Linked DNA regions of Homo sapiens: region 2 is linked to region 1. A link is an interaction called in ENCODE POLR2A ChIA-PET data of the cell type or tissue named here. Cell type or tissue: PC-9. All regions are shown on one strand. Each heading gives the region's core, and the rest is flanking DNA. Links, peaks and the distances in the headings are about the cores only. Region 1 has its middle 18 kb from the start of NAP1L1. Region 2 overlaps OSBPL8 (oxysterol binding protein like 8).

Region 1 (8,456 bases), core at 2,231-7,230:
AGCTGGGATTACAGGCACGCGCCAACTACGCCCGGCTAATTTTGTATTTTTAGTAGAGACGGGGTTTCACCACATTGGTCAGGCTGGTCTCAAGCTCCTGACCTCGTGATCTGCCCGCCTCAGCCTCCCAAAGTGCTGGGATTACAGGCATGAGCCACTGCACCTGCCCAGGAATTTTCTATTTAATGTTTTCAGACTGCGGTTGACCACAAGTAACTGAAATCACAGATAAAGGGAGACTACTGTATTGTTCTCACTGTTTTATAGATGAGGCAACTGAGGTACAGAGAGGTTGAGTAATTTACACAAAGTTGCAATCAGTTTAGTAACTGTCAGATCCAGGGTTCAATGACATCAGGTAATTCCAGTTTTCTTCCTTGTTGTCTTTGATACAGAGTCTTGCTCTGTCACCCAGGGTGGAGTGCAGTGGCTTGATCTCAGCTCATTGCAACCTCTGCCTCCTGAGTTCAAGCAATTCTCCTGCCTCAGTCTCCCCAGCAGCTGGAAAACAGGCACCCACCACCGTGCCTAGCTAATTTTGTATTTTTACTAGAGATGCGGTTTCACCATATTGGCCAGGCTGGTCCTCGAACTCCTGACCTTAGGTGATTTGCCCGCCTTGGCCTACCAAAGTGTTGGGATTACAGGCATGAGCTACCGCGCCCGGCCAAATTCCAGATTTCACAGAAAAGAGTGATCCTATTTGTACTTCAATTAATTTATTAATTCAACAGATGGTCTAGTATGGCCTAGATCGGTGACTACAGATGCATATACCTATAGGGGCCATTCCAGAAACATATCGTGTGAAGTCAGCCAAGCGTAAGACAGTGGGGAGCAATAAGAATTATGAATAACAGGAGACCATAAGCTTTGTTTAAAGGGGGAAGCTGGGCAGGGCACAGTGGTGGACACCTATAATCCTAGCTATGATCTCACCACTGTACTCTAGCCTGAGAGAGTAAGACCCTGGCTCTAAAAAATAATAAATAAATAAATAAATAAATAAATAAAGTAGGGGCAGCTACCAACCTCAGTTGTTGTTACATGGGGACAGTATTCTCACATTTTCCAATTTTTCAAGAGATACTGGAAAAACATATTTTTATATGAATATATAATCTTCCATATGAATATATATGAATACATAAAATCTTCCAATTTGGGAGAAACAGTGTATAAAATGAGTTCTGTTCTGGACATGCCACATTTTCACTAGCTGTAGATTGTCCAGCAGTTAGAAATTTGACTGTACAGTTCACGAAAATTACTTGTGAAGCAAGCACAGATTCAGAAATATTTAGTGTGCATGCAGAAAGGAGAGCTATTCATGGAAAAGGTGTAAATTAAGAAGAAAATAAGAGGGTCGGGCGTGGTGGCTCATGTCTGTAATCCCAGCACTTTAGGAGGCCGAGACAGACGGATCACCTGAGGTTGGGAGCTCAAGACCAGCCTGGTCAACATGGTGAAACCCCGTCTCTACTAAAAATACAAAAAATTAGCCTGGTGTGGCGGTGGGCCCCTGTAATCCCAGCTACTCGGGAGGCTGAGGCAGGAGAATCGCTTGTGGAGGTTGCAGTGAGCCGAGATCACACCGCTGCACTCCAGCCTAGGCTACAGAGCAAGACTTTGTTTCAAAAACAAACAAACAAAAGGAAGTGTTTTAGTTCCATTTTTCCAACTTCAGTGGTATTTTATTATCATTAAAATTATTATTTTATCTCTTCAGGTGTTCTTTTTTGGTATTGTTTGCTCTTAGGACATTTTGAAACTTCTGAGATAGTTAACAAATTTCCTCAGAATCACCAATAACAAAAACTATAATTTTTGTGGGAAAGCAATACCCATTTAGGTTTATAATTATATACAAAGCAGAATTCTTCATATCTACAAGTTAAAACTTGGTTCACATATTAAAAATTATTTAGGTGGCATGTACCTATAGTCCCAGCTTCTCAGGAGGCTGAGGCACGAGGATCCCTTAAGCCCAAGAGTTAAAAGAGCAGCCACGGCAACATAGTCAGACCCCATCTCAAATAATAATAATAATTTATAGCTTAGCTCAGACACAATTTGTTTTTCTTTTTTCTTTTCTTTTCTTTCTTTTCTTTTTTTTTTTTTTGATACCAAGCCTCACTGTCACCCAGGCTGCAGTGCAGTGGCACAATCTCGGCTCACTGCAACCTCCGCCTCCCGGATTCAAACATTCCTCCTGCCCCAGCCTCCCGAGTAGCTGGGATTACAGGCACCTGCCACCATGCCCAGCTAATTTTTGTATTTTTAGTAGAGATGGGGTTTCACCATGTTGGCCAGGCTGGTCTTGGACCTCAGGTGATCCACCCACCTCAGCCTCCCAAAGTGCTGAGATGACAGGTGTGAGCCACCGCACCCTGCCTTGTTTTTCTTTTTTTGAGCAGAGTCTCACTCTGTCACCTAGGCTTCAGTGCAATGGCATGATCAGGGCTCACTGCATCCTGGACACCTAGGATCAAGCGATCCTTCCACCTCAGCCTCCCAAGTAGCTGGGACTACAGGCTTGAGCCACCAAGCCTGGCTAATATTTTAAATTTTTTGTAGAAATGGATTTTGCCATGTTGCCCAGGCTAGTCTCAAACTCCCAGCCTCAAGCGACCCTCACATGTCGGCTTCTCAAAATGCTGGGATTGTTGGCATGAGCCACCTCACCTGGTTCAGACACAATTTTACAATGAGTATAGGATACTTTCATGAGCAAGGAAGATAAAGGATCCTATCTACTTGTTGGGTTCCAGGGAACTGGTAAGTAAAATGTATTTTTCCTGCCTGAGTTTGAAACCAACTGGAGAAGAGATTCAGGGGACAGACATATGGAAATCAAAATATCACCTTTCTTACAGATAAGAAAGGTTGGAGAACTTGGCTTTGTATCTGCAGTGGACTTCACCTCTGACTAACAAAAGCCCCCCTGGGCAGGCACATTCCTCCCCTTCCCCTACAGCAAAGCAGAATGCAGACCTGGACAGGCAAGTTTGAAGAAAAGGGAATCCAAGAAGAGACTGGGCTTTCTTGCCCATTTTTCCCTCCAAACTCCCCAGGCAGATACATCATTCCTTCTGCCCTAGGGATAAAGCCCAATCAGTCCAGGAAGGAGAATACCCCTTGGCAGAGACTATTATTTACCCACCAGAATTCATTCTCTTCTCCTTCTGGGCACATGGCTGCCTTCCTGCAATACAGTCCCCAGTCTTCTGAACATTGAGCTGTAGCTGTATTACTAAGCTCTTACCAACAGAGCATGAGTAGAAATGATGTGTATGCTCCTCAGCTTGGGTTTTAACACAGTTGATAATGCCTTCTCCATGTCCTCACTGCTTTTCCCACTGTATAGCCTGGCTTTGTGGCTAACAGTCTTCAAAAGTGCCGATGAGGACATGCCCCAGGGAGTGATGTAATCCCAGCACTTTGGGAGGTCGAGGCGGGAGGATTGCCTGAGCTCAGGAGTCCAAGACCAGCCTGGGCAACATGATGAGACCCTGTGTATTTTTAAAAACAAGAAAAAGAATATTTAAAAAAGAAAAAATAAGTAAAAATAAATTCAATGAGGTTGTGTAATAATAAATGGTTCCTTTACTATTGGCTGATGTTTTTGATCCTGTCTTCCTGTCCTCCTGCCTGTGACGTCTGGATCCGCAGAAGGAATGGAATAATGAGAACTAGCCCTCCATGAAAATGAAATGTTACTTTAGATTTGCCAAAAGATTCCAACTTCCTGAAATTCTCCCCTCCACTAATGGTCTGCTGTGATAGGCTATTCCTTTTCTGATGGGTCTGAGACCTGTCCCTCATCCCACCCCCATTCGAATTATTCTGAGAGGCCAGGCACAGTGGCTCACGCCTGTAATCCCAGCACTTCGGGAGGCCGAGGAGGGAGGATCATTTGAGGTCCGGAGTTTGAGACCAGCCTGGCCAACATGGTGAAACCCCATCTCCACTAAAAATACAAAAATTAGCCAGTTATGGTGGCAGGCACCTGTAATCCCACCTACCCAGGAGGCTGAGGCAGAAGAATCACTTGAACCCAGGAGGCAGAGGTTGCAGTGAGCCAAGATCATGCCACTGTCCTCCAGACTGGGAGATACAGCAAGACTCAGTCTCAAAAAAAAAAAAAAAAGAATTATTCTGAGAGTGGGACAATATAATTGACTCCAGAAGGTCTCTGCTACAATACATCTAAAGAGAAGGGAAGAAGAAGGCCCAGATATTTATTCTGTTGGGTGTCTTTTGGGGTTTTTTTGGTGGCTGTTTTCCTGCTATTGGAACTTGATATGCTTCCCATTTCTAGTTAAATGGCTAAGAGCTCTACTCCCTGAGGCTTGGGCTATTGCTATTGTCTGTGTATGTGGAGTGTGTGTGTGTGTGTGTGTGTGTGTGTGTGTGTGTACGAGGTCATCACTGCTAGAACGGTGCACTAGCATAGTTTGCTTTAACATTTTTTTCTAGGGATAAAATGCAGGGTCCCAAGTGGTAAAGGGGTGCCTAGCTTTAATAATCTGTTTTCTGCCCCAGTTCATAAAAAATATTGCCCCAGAAACACAAGTTCCCAACATTTATGGATTGCCTATGTCACAGGGGCCAGTGGGAAAGGATCTCTGAGCAACTGCTGAGAATCAGAATTGCAAAATTGGTGACCAATAAGTAAGGTATGCATTTGACAGCAGCCTTCACTTGGCCCCTTATCTGATAACATTCTCTCCATCCAAAGTGCCCAATCTTCTATCCTTCTTATGCATTCTCAAAAAAAAAAAAAAAAAAAAAGATTCCATGAAGAAAGATGGCCTCTTCAACGTCTGATAAACCTCCTGAGCTCTGAGGATTTTCTGTCATACTCAGACTTTACCGAGAAGTTTCCCCTTCTATGACACTTCAGTAGATTGGCTGATGCCAGTCTTGTCAACCTTTTGGGAATGGAGATGAAGGTAGGACTGGTCAGCCACTATTGTTTCATATCTTTGAAAACAAATAGATACAATTTCAGAAAAATTTTCCAGACCAAGTTACAATTAGCAATTGAGACTACCAAAAGCTATTTTGTTAATCTATTTTTAAAACACTGAATTAGATCAAAATAGCAAACATTTATTGAGCTCTTACCATGTGCCAGGCACTGTTCCAAATGTTACATATATGCCTCACTTAAGTTTTACAACCCCTTGAGGTAGCTGCTGTTGTTATCATTCCCATTTTAGAGATGAGGAAGCTGAGGTTAAATTGCTTGCCCAAGGTTGCACAGCTACTAAATACTAGCTCAAGATATCTAAAAGTGGCTCATATGTGGGAAGCACTATTATCATTATTTTCTCTAGCGGAAAGACTGTAGAGTATGGTGAACAGTATGCAGGGCTTTGGAATTAGATATAACAGGGTTTAAATACCTATTATCCCCAGACCAGCCAAATCGTTTGAAACAAGTTAATTCATCACTGTGAACTTTACTTTCCTCATCTGCATTTTGAAAATAATAATGACTCCCTCATGAAACTATTGTATAGATTTAATAAGACAATCTATAAAATACTTCATAGACAGTCTGTTAACATAGCACTATTTATTGATTGATTGATTGAAACATGTTCTTGCTGTGTTGCCCAGGCTGGTCTTGAATTCCTGGGCTCAGGTGATGCTCCCACCTCAGGCTCCCAGAGTGTTGGGACTACAGGATTATAGGTGTAAGCCATCATGCCCGGCCTTTTTTTTTTTTTCTTTTGCAGTGATACTGTCACAGCTTACTGCAGCCCTTGACTTCCCAGGCTCGAGTGACCCTCCTACCTCAGCCTCCCAAGTAGCTGGGACTACAGGCAAGCACCACCACATCTGGTAATTTTTTTTCTTTTAGTAGAGATGAGATTTCACTATGCTGCACAGGCTGGTCTGGAACTTCTGAGTTCAAACGATCCTCCCGCCTCCTCCCACAGTGCTAGGATTACAGGTGTAAGCCACTGTCCAAGCCTCTCTGGTTTCTTATAACAAAAGTTGTCCTAAGAAACAATCAGACCTATTGAGGAGTTGCTGACAAATGTCTTGCTGGTCATTACTCCCAAACTTGAAGAGTTGTACTCTGTAGGTAGTTTGCAACTTTTTTTTTTTTTTCCTGAGACAGTTTCGCTCCCGTTGCCCAGGCTGGAGTACAGTGGCACGAACTCAGCTCACTGTAACCTCTGCCTCCCGGGTTCAGGCGATTCTCCTGCCTCAGCCTCTTGAGTAGCTGGGTCTACAGGTATGCGCCACCATGCCTGGCTAATTTTGTATTTTTAGTAGAGATGGGGTTTCACCATGTTGGCCACGTTGGTCTGAAACTCCTGACCTCAGGTGATCTGCCCACCTCAGCCTCCCAAATTGCTGGGATTATAGGCGTGAGCTACCACACACACCCGGCCTTTCTTTTTTTTTTTTTTTTGAGATGGAGTTTTGCTCTTGTTGCCCAGGCTGGAGTGCAATGGAGCAATCTCAGCTCACTGCAACCCCCATCTCCAGGGTTCAAGCGATTCTCCTGCCTCAGCCTCCCAAATAGCTGGGATTACAGGCACGCACCACCACGCCCAGCTAATTTTGTGTTTTTAGTAGAGACAGGGTTTCACCATGTTGGTCAGGCTGGTCTCAAACTCCTAACTTCAGGAGATTCACCCACCTCAGCTTCCCAAAGTGCTGGGACTACAGGCGTGAGCCACTGTGTCTAGCCAAGTTTGCAACATTTTAACAGAGCCCTTAAGCAGATCTAAAAGGTATCTCAATTTATTCACCACCTTGGGAGGTGCATTTTCTTTACTTGACTCATCTGGCAGTCCATCAAGATGACATAGTTTTCTGCTGCTCTTTCTTGTTAGGTGGCACTTGGAACCTCAATCAAGTACTTATTTAAGCTTTTTTTTTTTTTTTCTGAGATGGAGTCTTTTTTTTAATTATTTTTATTTTTTTGAGATGGAGTCTCTCACTCTCACCCAGGCTGGAGTACAGTGGCCTGATCTCAGCTCACTGCAAGCTCCACCTCCTGGGTTCACGCCATTCTCCTGCCTCAGCCTCGTGAGTAGCTGGGACTACAGGCACCCGCCACCATGCTTGGCTAATTTTTTGTATTTTTAGTAGAGATGAGGTTTCACCATGTTAGCCAGGATGGTCTTGATCTCCTGACCTTGTAAACCGCCTGCCTTGGCCTCCCAAAGGGCTGGGATTACAAGCATGAGCCACCGCACCCGGCCTGTTTAAGTTTTGATAAAAGAGTTTGACTATATCCCCAAGCACTCTTGCTGTCTGTACTTCTGATTAATTGAATGAAAATACTGTTTGGATAAAAAGTCTGGATGTTTTTCTTTCCTAGTAGAACTAATTTGCTCCCTACTACCTGGTATCTAAAACATACTCTCCCCTTAGCTATCAACATAACATTTCTCCATTTCCCATACTGACCTGAAACATTTAGTTAAGAATTGACTGAGAGATGCCACTTGCATAATGCTTACTTAAGGTCTTGAGATTGGGAAAAAACTGATTTATCATTATGGTTATTATTGATTCTTTCAAATCCCTCTAGTTTTGCTTCAATATTGCTGGTGAATAATACTTGAGCATTTACTTATTGTTAGGAGGATAACACAAATTATCTCATTAATTTGAACATTTATGATTAGGGATTAGTGTCACAGTTGACAGACATGGAAACAGGCTCAGAGGGAGTAAGTAAATTGCCAAGATTACACAGCTTCTAAATGGTGCAGCCAGGATGCAAACCCAGATCTTTCTGACTCAAAGCTTAAGCAATTAACACTAAATGGTCTTCGTTAGCTGCTATCAATGCACCTGGGCCATATAATTTGTTATCTGCGACAACATTCTTATTAGTTAAATGTAATATAAACTTTTACAGAGGGTCATAAAATAATTCATTTGAATAGCCATTTGGTTGTCCTGTGAAACCACAGATGTGGTCATTTCTGTTACTCAATGTCTTTGAGTTTAGTTCAAGAAAAACTGTCTCTACGTGCATGCTTTTTTAGTTAGAAGAAAAGTTACATAGACCAATATGGTTTTCCTTAATCCTTAACTGCCTAGAAACTTTGCCAAATTCATTGTTCAGCTATCGCAATGAACTTATCTCAGGTGCTTAGTGATATCATTTGTTTACTCAACATACGATTATTATATTTATGAGGTCTATTTTATGCCAGAGGTATAAACACTCTGGGGATATAGAATATGGTGAACATAATAGAAATTTCCTCAGGTAGCCCATAGTCTAACAGGACGGAGAAAAAGTACATAAATAACAACAGAAATGATTGATCCTAATATGACAAGAGCCACAAATAGTAAATAAATGTTAGCATGATCTGTGCAGGCAATAGGCTTGCTTTAATGAACTGGTTAATAAAAAGAATATCTGGAAGCAAACTTTGTGATTCACGTGGCAATTCTATTATACGCTT
Region 2 (8,456 bases), core at 2,291-7,290, 250 kb after region 1:
GATATAAATCTAATATTTTATTTCTGTACATTTAATATGATTCAATATAATCTGCAGTCTCATGTATGGCTTATCAATAATGCCATCATCACTGTATGTCAAACAACCTCACTGCTTACTAGAAATGCTAAACACTGGAAAAAATGGAATTTTATACATTTGTTTTCTTAAATTTTGACAGATATTCTTCAGAAAGTTAAAACTGCCTTCCACAAAATTTTGTGTGTATATGGCACAAGGTGACAGCCAAAAAGTGTGATTCCATCGAAAAGGCACTGTTAACAATACTCAGAATAATCTGACAAGTCTACATCAATGTCTGAGTAAAGAATAGGTAAATAGACAAACCCCTATAAAAGATAGTATTATTGTTTAAATATACTATAGCTATATAAAAAGAAAGTAACACACAGAAATGACCCTTTTATGACAAGCCTATAAACACCTTGAATCACATTATAGTTCTGTAACACAAAAAATGACAAAAAATATTTTCTTAAAGGCACAAAAGCATGAATATTAAATGAGAGTTGTATTTTACAAGGCCAACTTTTCAATGGAATGCGGTTACCAACTGAGCTGTGACAAAGAGTACACTGTACCTTTATAAGTGATATAAAACAAAAAAGTACTAACATGAAATACAAATAAAATATCTATTGCTGTAACTTAACATTTCACATGCCCTATTTATTGTTGTTGTTTTTTTTTTTTTTTTACATGTCCTGGGCCAGCTACATTTTACTAAATGGTGGATGATGGCATAGTACATTTAACAGCTAAAAAGAAAATGCACATGTGAATAATTATTACTCAATTAAATTTTCATGTAGGAAAATAAAATCTTGGTAAATGAAAAAAACTGGTCATAAGGTCATAAATCCTAGAAACCCTCATGAGGCTCTCAGACAACTGGGAACCGTTTACGGTCCATGTGTGAAGGAAGATTAATTTCAGGTAAATAACATTCAAAGTCAATTACATATATGGCTACAAAGTTAGTAATTATGTGTTATAAAGATTCATATAACTAAGCCTAGTACAAGCACTGATCTAAAATTAAGCCACCAATTCCTGAGTTTTGTGTTCAGTTCATAGAAAGAGACTCATACAACTAAAAGCATAATAAGAGGACTATTAGATTAGATGCATGCTTTTAGTGTATAAAGAACAGTCATGAATAACTCTGCTCTTTCTTAAGAAATAGTTTTTGACTCTTTGGGTAAGAACCCATAACATTTGCTCTAAAAAGAAATTTTAAAAATAAAGAACACAACTACCTATTTAGTCTTAGAAGATACCCATACAAATAAAATATTATTTGGACCAAATGAAAACAACATACACGTGGATAAGACCAAAGTCCTAAGAGGTGGGTCACCAGTACAAAATGTTAACAAGGTTTACTGATGAAATGATTTTTGTGATAAGCCAATCAATTTGTATGTAATTAACTAATTTAAACCATAAAAAAGATCAAATTGTACAATATTTACAGAATATCATATATCAATGAATAGGCAGAGTGTAACAGAATGTGAATACAAAAATTATATTGACAAATATAAAATATAACCAAAAACCCATTTGTTCTAATATCATGAAAATACTGGGTATAGGTAGATCTTATTTAAGCTTTTATCAATTTAAAACATCATTTCACATGTACATATGGAATACAGCATTATTTTGCCAAGAAAACATGGGAAATGGTTCTTCACAGAAACCTAAGGATACTTAAGATAGCTATATTGGTTAGGGAAAAAAGCAGGCTCTTTTTATCATTTTGATTCTCATAATTTACCAATCAATGTATTTATTTACCAATCTTGTATTTATCATGGCATAAACGATTATAATTTTACTATTTCACAGCCTCCTCCTACTGAAAGGCAAATGTGGTCAGGGCAATTATTCTCTCTGACCTTCATTTTCATTAAAAAAACATTTCAAAATCTATGCTTTCAGGATTCTAAGACATATTTTAGAACAACATATTCCTAAACTGAACTACCTTGGCAAAAATTGCTTTCAAGGAATATAAATATTTACGTAAAAACACAAAATCAAAATATTAAACTGAAGAAACAAACAAAAAAATTTGCCTTAGCCTGAACAATAGGAATCTTAAAGAATTGTGGTTTTGCCACAGAAAGAAGTTACTAAGAAGAGAGGAGGATAATAAAAAAATTAAACTTCAGAACTTGATACTCTTCGTAGATACTCAACTTATTACACGTTTTACAGAAACCAATTTTAATGCACACATAAAGGCCACCACAAAGTGTCTTTTCTTATTGCCTCTTTTTGGCTTTTGAAGTAAAATACTGGTTATATTTTTTTATATTCTACTTATTCACTGAACACACTGGAGTCTAAAGCTAAAATAAGTTTTCATAATGAAAAAACATAAATTATCAGCACTTCAAATGCTCTATAAACATCTCTAGAATTTGGCCTATGTTATGAACCAGCTGACTTAAGAAAAACAAAAATAAGACAAAAGGACAGCAATCAATTTTGACCACACTTTTTTCAGCAAGTGCTTAAGGTGGTATTATAATCAATCCAATTAATTGCACACCAGTGTTTTTATACTGATATACACGTAAGTATATATATTTACCTGCATCTACAAATATTAAATTCTAGGGGTTAAAAAAAACTTATGTAAACTTTTAAAAAAGCAATTTGCCATTTATCTCTCTCGATGTATTCATTTTGACCATTCATACTTTTTCTTTCTTTCTAAGAAGATAATTGAGCTGAGTGCTTTGCAAATGATTTTAACAGTAGTGTATTGAATTAATTATGTCTATTATTCCATCATTTCTCAATCTGTAATTCCTTACTGATAAAACTTTTGTGCCTGTTTTATGAAGAAAATAGATTACATATATTTATAAGATTGATAGCATTTTTTGTTATGAACAATGTTAACATTATATCTCAGAACATACTATAGAATACAAAGACTACTGTCAGGTAGGAGTACATAAGAGACAATTGTGTATACATGTGGGTTTATTATACTCATATGTAGACACATTCTCACAAAAGCTAGAAATGTCCTGGCACTTAACACATAGCTCACTTTAATAATCAAATAGGATAGCTCTTGTTTCAGTGTGAAGATAAAAGATACGAAAAGTCAATACCTCTACATTTATCTCCTAGGTTTTTTTGTTTTCGGAATATTGTGATTTTTAATAAAGACCAAACCAACTTGAACACTGGTCCCAGGCCAAATCAGATCTTTCTAGTTCACTGATTCAATGGTAGAGAACTTCTACTTGAACATGAAGTTTATTATGACTTGAAGCAAAATCAGGAGGAAAATGATGAAGTAGTCTTTTTGTTGCAGAAAATAATCCGTGGCCGGTGTGCTTGAAACTAAATGATTTCGAAGAGCCATAATATTTCTATAAAAATAAGCAACAACAAATTTTGTAATGATTTGCCAGAAATGTTGGCATAGAGCCCACAATTTGATATTAAACAGTCACAGAGCATTTAATGTTAATAATTTTTAGTTGCTGGGTCATGGGGTGGTATGTAGGGGTGGGGGGGGGCGGGGTCTGGGACTGCAAAGAGGAATACTTAAGGGCTCAGGGAGTAAATATTTACCCAATGTTATGGATGTATTTCAATATTTCAACTGATGCATTCCAATGAAATAACAGCCATGCACAGAGGGGACTATAGAGGCCTTTGTTAACTGACTTTCTCAGAAACAATCCCACCTCCACATGCAACCCAGCTACATTCCTAGCATGCTATAGGAGTAAAATAAAGTGATTCCAATTCTACCCTTACAGAGAAAAAACAACCTCTCCTTCCTTCCCAAGTATTTTAGTGCTGGAGGAATTTCGTAAGTGTCAAACATCAGGTGATAGAGGCTAAACATTGTATTTTAGCTTAGCTAAATGTTATAAAAATATGAAGTCTGCATATGATTTCCCATATAACAGGATTCTTAACTACTCCTTGGTCTCAAATGAATAGTCAGTGTCATTATATTATTACCTTTTAATTTCTTCCTGTGTTTGTTTTATAGATTCGATGGAACTCTGAATGTCTCCCAGTTCTATTCCTTTCTTTCTTCTTGTACTTGGTTTTACTGATTGAGCTAAAAAGACATTTAGAATGAAGTTGAAACTATAAAAATAATCTACAGTTCAATTTAATGTGTCTCATGTAATAAAAATTTTCCTGGGCATTTGTTTTTGTAGCCTAGAGATTAGCATAGTAATATGAATACTCTGCACTTTTGAAGTTTCAAACACATCATTGCAATACTAGAACACTACAAATATATTTAAAGTACTACACATTAGTTGAATTTTGGATGGCACCAGTTTTTTTAACTAATTAAAACAGAAATAATTCATTAGAAATACATATTAACTTGAGGAAGGTATTACTCTCTTCTGTTCCTTGCCCATTTGCCTACCTCTGAAGTCAGCTTCTTGAGCCCTTTTTTCCAATTTTTTATTGTGAGTGTTTAGTTACCTAAACTTTAAATCCCTTTCGACACCACTTCTGCAAATTTTTACTGCCAATCAGCAAGCTGTACATGTTTTTCCAAATTCCCTACATATGCATTCCTTCCTTTCCATTTTTGTTCAGATCCTACTTAACCTCTCTGCAAGTGTCAGCTTTCTCATTTTAAAAATAGGGATAATAATACCAGACTTCACAGGGTTGTTGTAAGGTGTATTTAACATACAGTCTGGCACAAATTAATTACTCAATAAATGTCTGCTGATACATTATAGTAATATAGTAAAGTGGATGACAGGGTGAATTAAGGAGCCAAAAAATCTGCATATATAACATACATATACCTACTTATGGGGTATGTGACCTTAGGCAGGTTAACTTGTGTCTCAGTTTCTTTTCTCGTAAAATGGGAATAACAACAATACAACCAATACTCTCTTCTAACACACTGGTATGCCACATGACTCCTGCTTTTAAACCTTTATTCGGTTCATTCCTCTAACTACTCTAGTATGTTACCCCTACCCCACTCTCCAAGCCTAGATTGCTATAATCCATTAGAAATCTTAATAATTCATCAGGATTCTAAGAACTTTCCCTCAAACTGAATTGAGCTCCCTCTCCTTTAAACTCTTTATCACTTGTCATCTAATTTCTTAGTAATCTACCATTTATTCACTTCTAGTGTTATCTTTATAGGTTAAAATGAGCTCCCTAGTTCAGTGTAAACTCAGTAGAGATTATGGCTTAAAGTTTTTTTTTTTTTGTCATGTCACAAACATCACTTTAATCCTTTCATGATTATATCTCAATGTAGTTCAAGATACTTTACACATTATCTGACTCGAATAAGAATGGAGTACAATTTAAGCTAGCAGTTGCTAAGTTTTATATTTTTATTGTCTGTCACTTCCAAACACTACAGTAATTTATTCTGGAAATGAAAAACATTTTTGAAGCATGGAACTGAGTTCAAAGCTCAAAAAATGCTTCTGAATTCAATCTAGGGAACCATCAGCAATTTTTCAGAGGTTAACAAGGCATAAGAGGTAGCTACTACTAGAGTGTGGTTCTTTTTTTTTTTTTTTTTTTTTTGAGACAGGGTCTCACTTTGTCACCCAGGCTGGAGTGCAGTAGTGTGATCTCGGTTCAGTGCATCTTCCATCTCCGGGGTTCAAGCAATTCTCGTGTCTCAGCCTCCCAAGTAGCTGGGATTACAGGTGTGCACCACCGCACCTGGCTAATTTTTTCATATTTTTAGTAGAGACGGGGTTTCCCCATGTTAGCCAGGCTGGTCTTGAACTTTTGGCCTCAAGTGATCTGCCCACCTCGGCGTCCCAAAGTACTGGGATTACAGGCATGAGCCACCACACCCTGCCTAGAGTGTGGTTTTTATTTAGATGTCTCCCCTTTTTCATTTTCTGTTTCTTTACCTTGCGTCCTGGTCTCACAACTTATCTATGATCTAGAATTGCTTTTGTATCTCAACCCTGCCCCGACCAAAACTCACATAACTTGAGTTAATATGAAAAACCATATTCATATCAAATTGTGTAGTAATTAAAAAGTTAGACTCTCATTAGTCTGCAATAAATATTTTTACCTTCACTTCCAGAGGAGTCTTGAATGTCAGGTTCTGGGGAGGAATAGCCTTTTGCTACTTTCTTCTGTTGCCTGGTTGGCTTATGTTTCATTTTGGGGACGCTAACCTAAAGAAAAAAATAACTATTTTGTGAATTTGCACTGTATTTTGGACTAAAGACCAACTGTGTACAATTGTCAAAATTATCTGCACATAGGCATGATATTCAGAAATAAAGACAATGATGAAATAGTCTAATTCAAATTTAACAAATGTGATGCACTTATGCAATCAAATGATCTTATTTTAATAGGAAGTACTTTGGCACAAATGTCAAAAAGTAAAATACACAATGAAGAGTATACCCAGTCTCTCTCCCACTAAATAGGTACCCATCACTATTAGTTTATATCCAGGGATATTATTATGTATACATAAACAAATATGAATATAGATCCCCCTACCTCTGACTGCACCAGCTATTATTATTCTCTAGTAGAATGTTAAATAATAGAATGTTAAATAATAGTGTGTATAAATCATATTTATTTTGTTCCCAATGTTAGAAACATTCCCACTGAACAATGCTGGGTTTCCAGTAAAACGGTTTATTTACTTTTAATCACATCTGGGTAGTACAGAAAGTATCTTATAATAAATAAAAATGATACCATTATTTTGTAGAGCATTATTTAAACTTACTGAAAGGATTGAAGTGGATGCACAAGATTCAAAAGTATATGAAACCATCAACTATGACTAAATTTTCCTTAGAATAATAACTTTGGACTCTATCCTATTAATAGATTTGTAATTTTGGTGTTCAGTATTAAACTTAAAAACCTAAATGCAAGAGAAGAAACTAGAATCAGAAAGACAAGATGTATTAGTCAGTTTTTATGCTCCTGATAAAGACATTCCCGAGACTGGGATGAAAAGGAGGTTTAATTTGACTTATGGTTCCACATGTCTGCAGAGGTCGCAAAATCATGGCAGATGGCAAAAGGCACTTCTTACATTGTGGCAGCAAGAGAGAATGAGGAAGATGCAAAAGTGGAAACCTCTGATAAAACCATCAGATCTCGTGAGACTTATTCACTACCACGAGAACAATATGGGGGAAACTGCCCCTATGATTCAAATGATCTCCCACTAAGTCCCTCCCACAACACGTGGTAATTATGGGAGTACAATTCAAGGTGAGATCCCACCAAGTCCCTCCCACAACACGTGGGAATTATGGGAGTACAATTCAAGATGAGATTTGGGTGAGGACACAGAGCCAAATCGTATCATTCTACCCTGGCCCCTCCAAATCTCATGTCCTCACATCTCAAAACCAATCATGCCTTCCCAACAGTCCCCCAAAGTCTTAATTCATTTCAGCATTAACCCAAAAGTCCACAGTCCAAAATCTCATCTGAGACAAGGCAAGTCCCTTCTGCCTATGAGCCTGTAAAATGAAAAGCAAGCTAGTTACTTTCTAGATACAATGGGGGTACAGGCATTGGGTAAATACAACTGTTCCAAATGGGAGAAATTTGGAAACAAAGGGGTCATAGGGCCCATGCAAGTCTGAGATCCAGTGGGGCAGTCAAATTTTAAAGCTCCAAAATTTTAAAGCTCCAAAATGATCTCCTTTGACTCCACGTTTCATATCCAGATCATGCTGATGCAAGAGGTAGGTTCCCATAGTCTTGGGCAGCTCCACCCTTGTGGCTCTGCAGGGTATCCCCTCCTGGCTGCTTTCATGGGCTGGCGCTGAGTGTCTGCGGCTTTTCCAGGTGCACAGTGCAAGCTGTTGGTGGATCTACCATTCTGGGGTCTAGAGGACGGTGGCCCGCTTCTCACAGCTCCACTAGGCAGTGCCCCAGTAGGGACTCTGTGGGGGGCTCCGACCCCAGATTTCCCTTCTGCACTGTGCTAGCAGAGGTTCTTCATGAGGGCCGTGCCCCTGCAGCAATCTTTTTCCTGGGTATCCAGGCGTTTCCATACATCTTCTGAAATCGAGGTGGAGGTTCCCAAACCTCAATTCTTGACTTCTGTGCACCACAGGCTCAACACCATGTGGAAGCTGCCAAGGTTTGGGGCTTGCACCCTCTGAAACCATGGGCAGAGCTGTAACTTGGCCCCTTTTAGCAATGGCTGAAGCGGCTGGGACGTAGGGCACCAAGTCCCTAGGCTGCACACAGCATGGGAACCCTGGGCCCAGCCCATGAAACCATTTTTTCCTCCTAGGCTTCCAGGTTGGTGAAGGGTGGGGCTGCCATGAAGACCTGTGACATGCCCTGGAGACATTTTCCCCATTTTCTTGGGGATTAACATTCGGCTCCTTGTTACTAATGCAAATTTCTGCAGCCAGCTGAATTTC

The links. ChIA-PET counts read pairs that join two places held together with the same protein. Peaks named below come from ENCODE experiments on the same cell type or tissue, not always from the same donor. Only the 100,000 strongest peaks of a DNase experiment are listed, where the experiment ranks them.
Region 2: POLR2A ChIA-PET joins it to region 1 with 18 read pairs; 2 of 35 experiments call an interaction of 5 or more read pairs at or near these places.

The regions. Positions count from the first base shown.
Region 1 is chr12:76,098,941-76,107,396 of GRCh38, forward strand. No RefSeq gene overlaps it. Among named protein-coding and RNA genes, the nearest start is that of NAP1L1, 18 kb to the left of the region's middle. In PC-9, for the core only: no CTCF peak of the experiment used is centred there; DNase peaks (open chromatin) are centred at 4,671 and 6,811.
Region 2 is chr12:76,352,600-76,361,055 of GRCh38, forward strand. OSBPL8 (oxysterol binding protein like 8) reads right to left here. Exons shown (of 24, transcript NM_020841.5): 22 at 6,107-6,212; 23 at 4,027-4,129; 24 at 1-3,422. The coding sequence ends at 3,290. Among named protein-coding and RNA genes, the nearest start is that of BBS10, 8.4 kb to the left of the region's middle. In PC-9, for the core only: no CTCF peak of the experiment used is centred there; no DNase peak of the experiment used is centred there.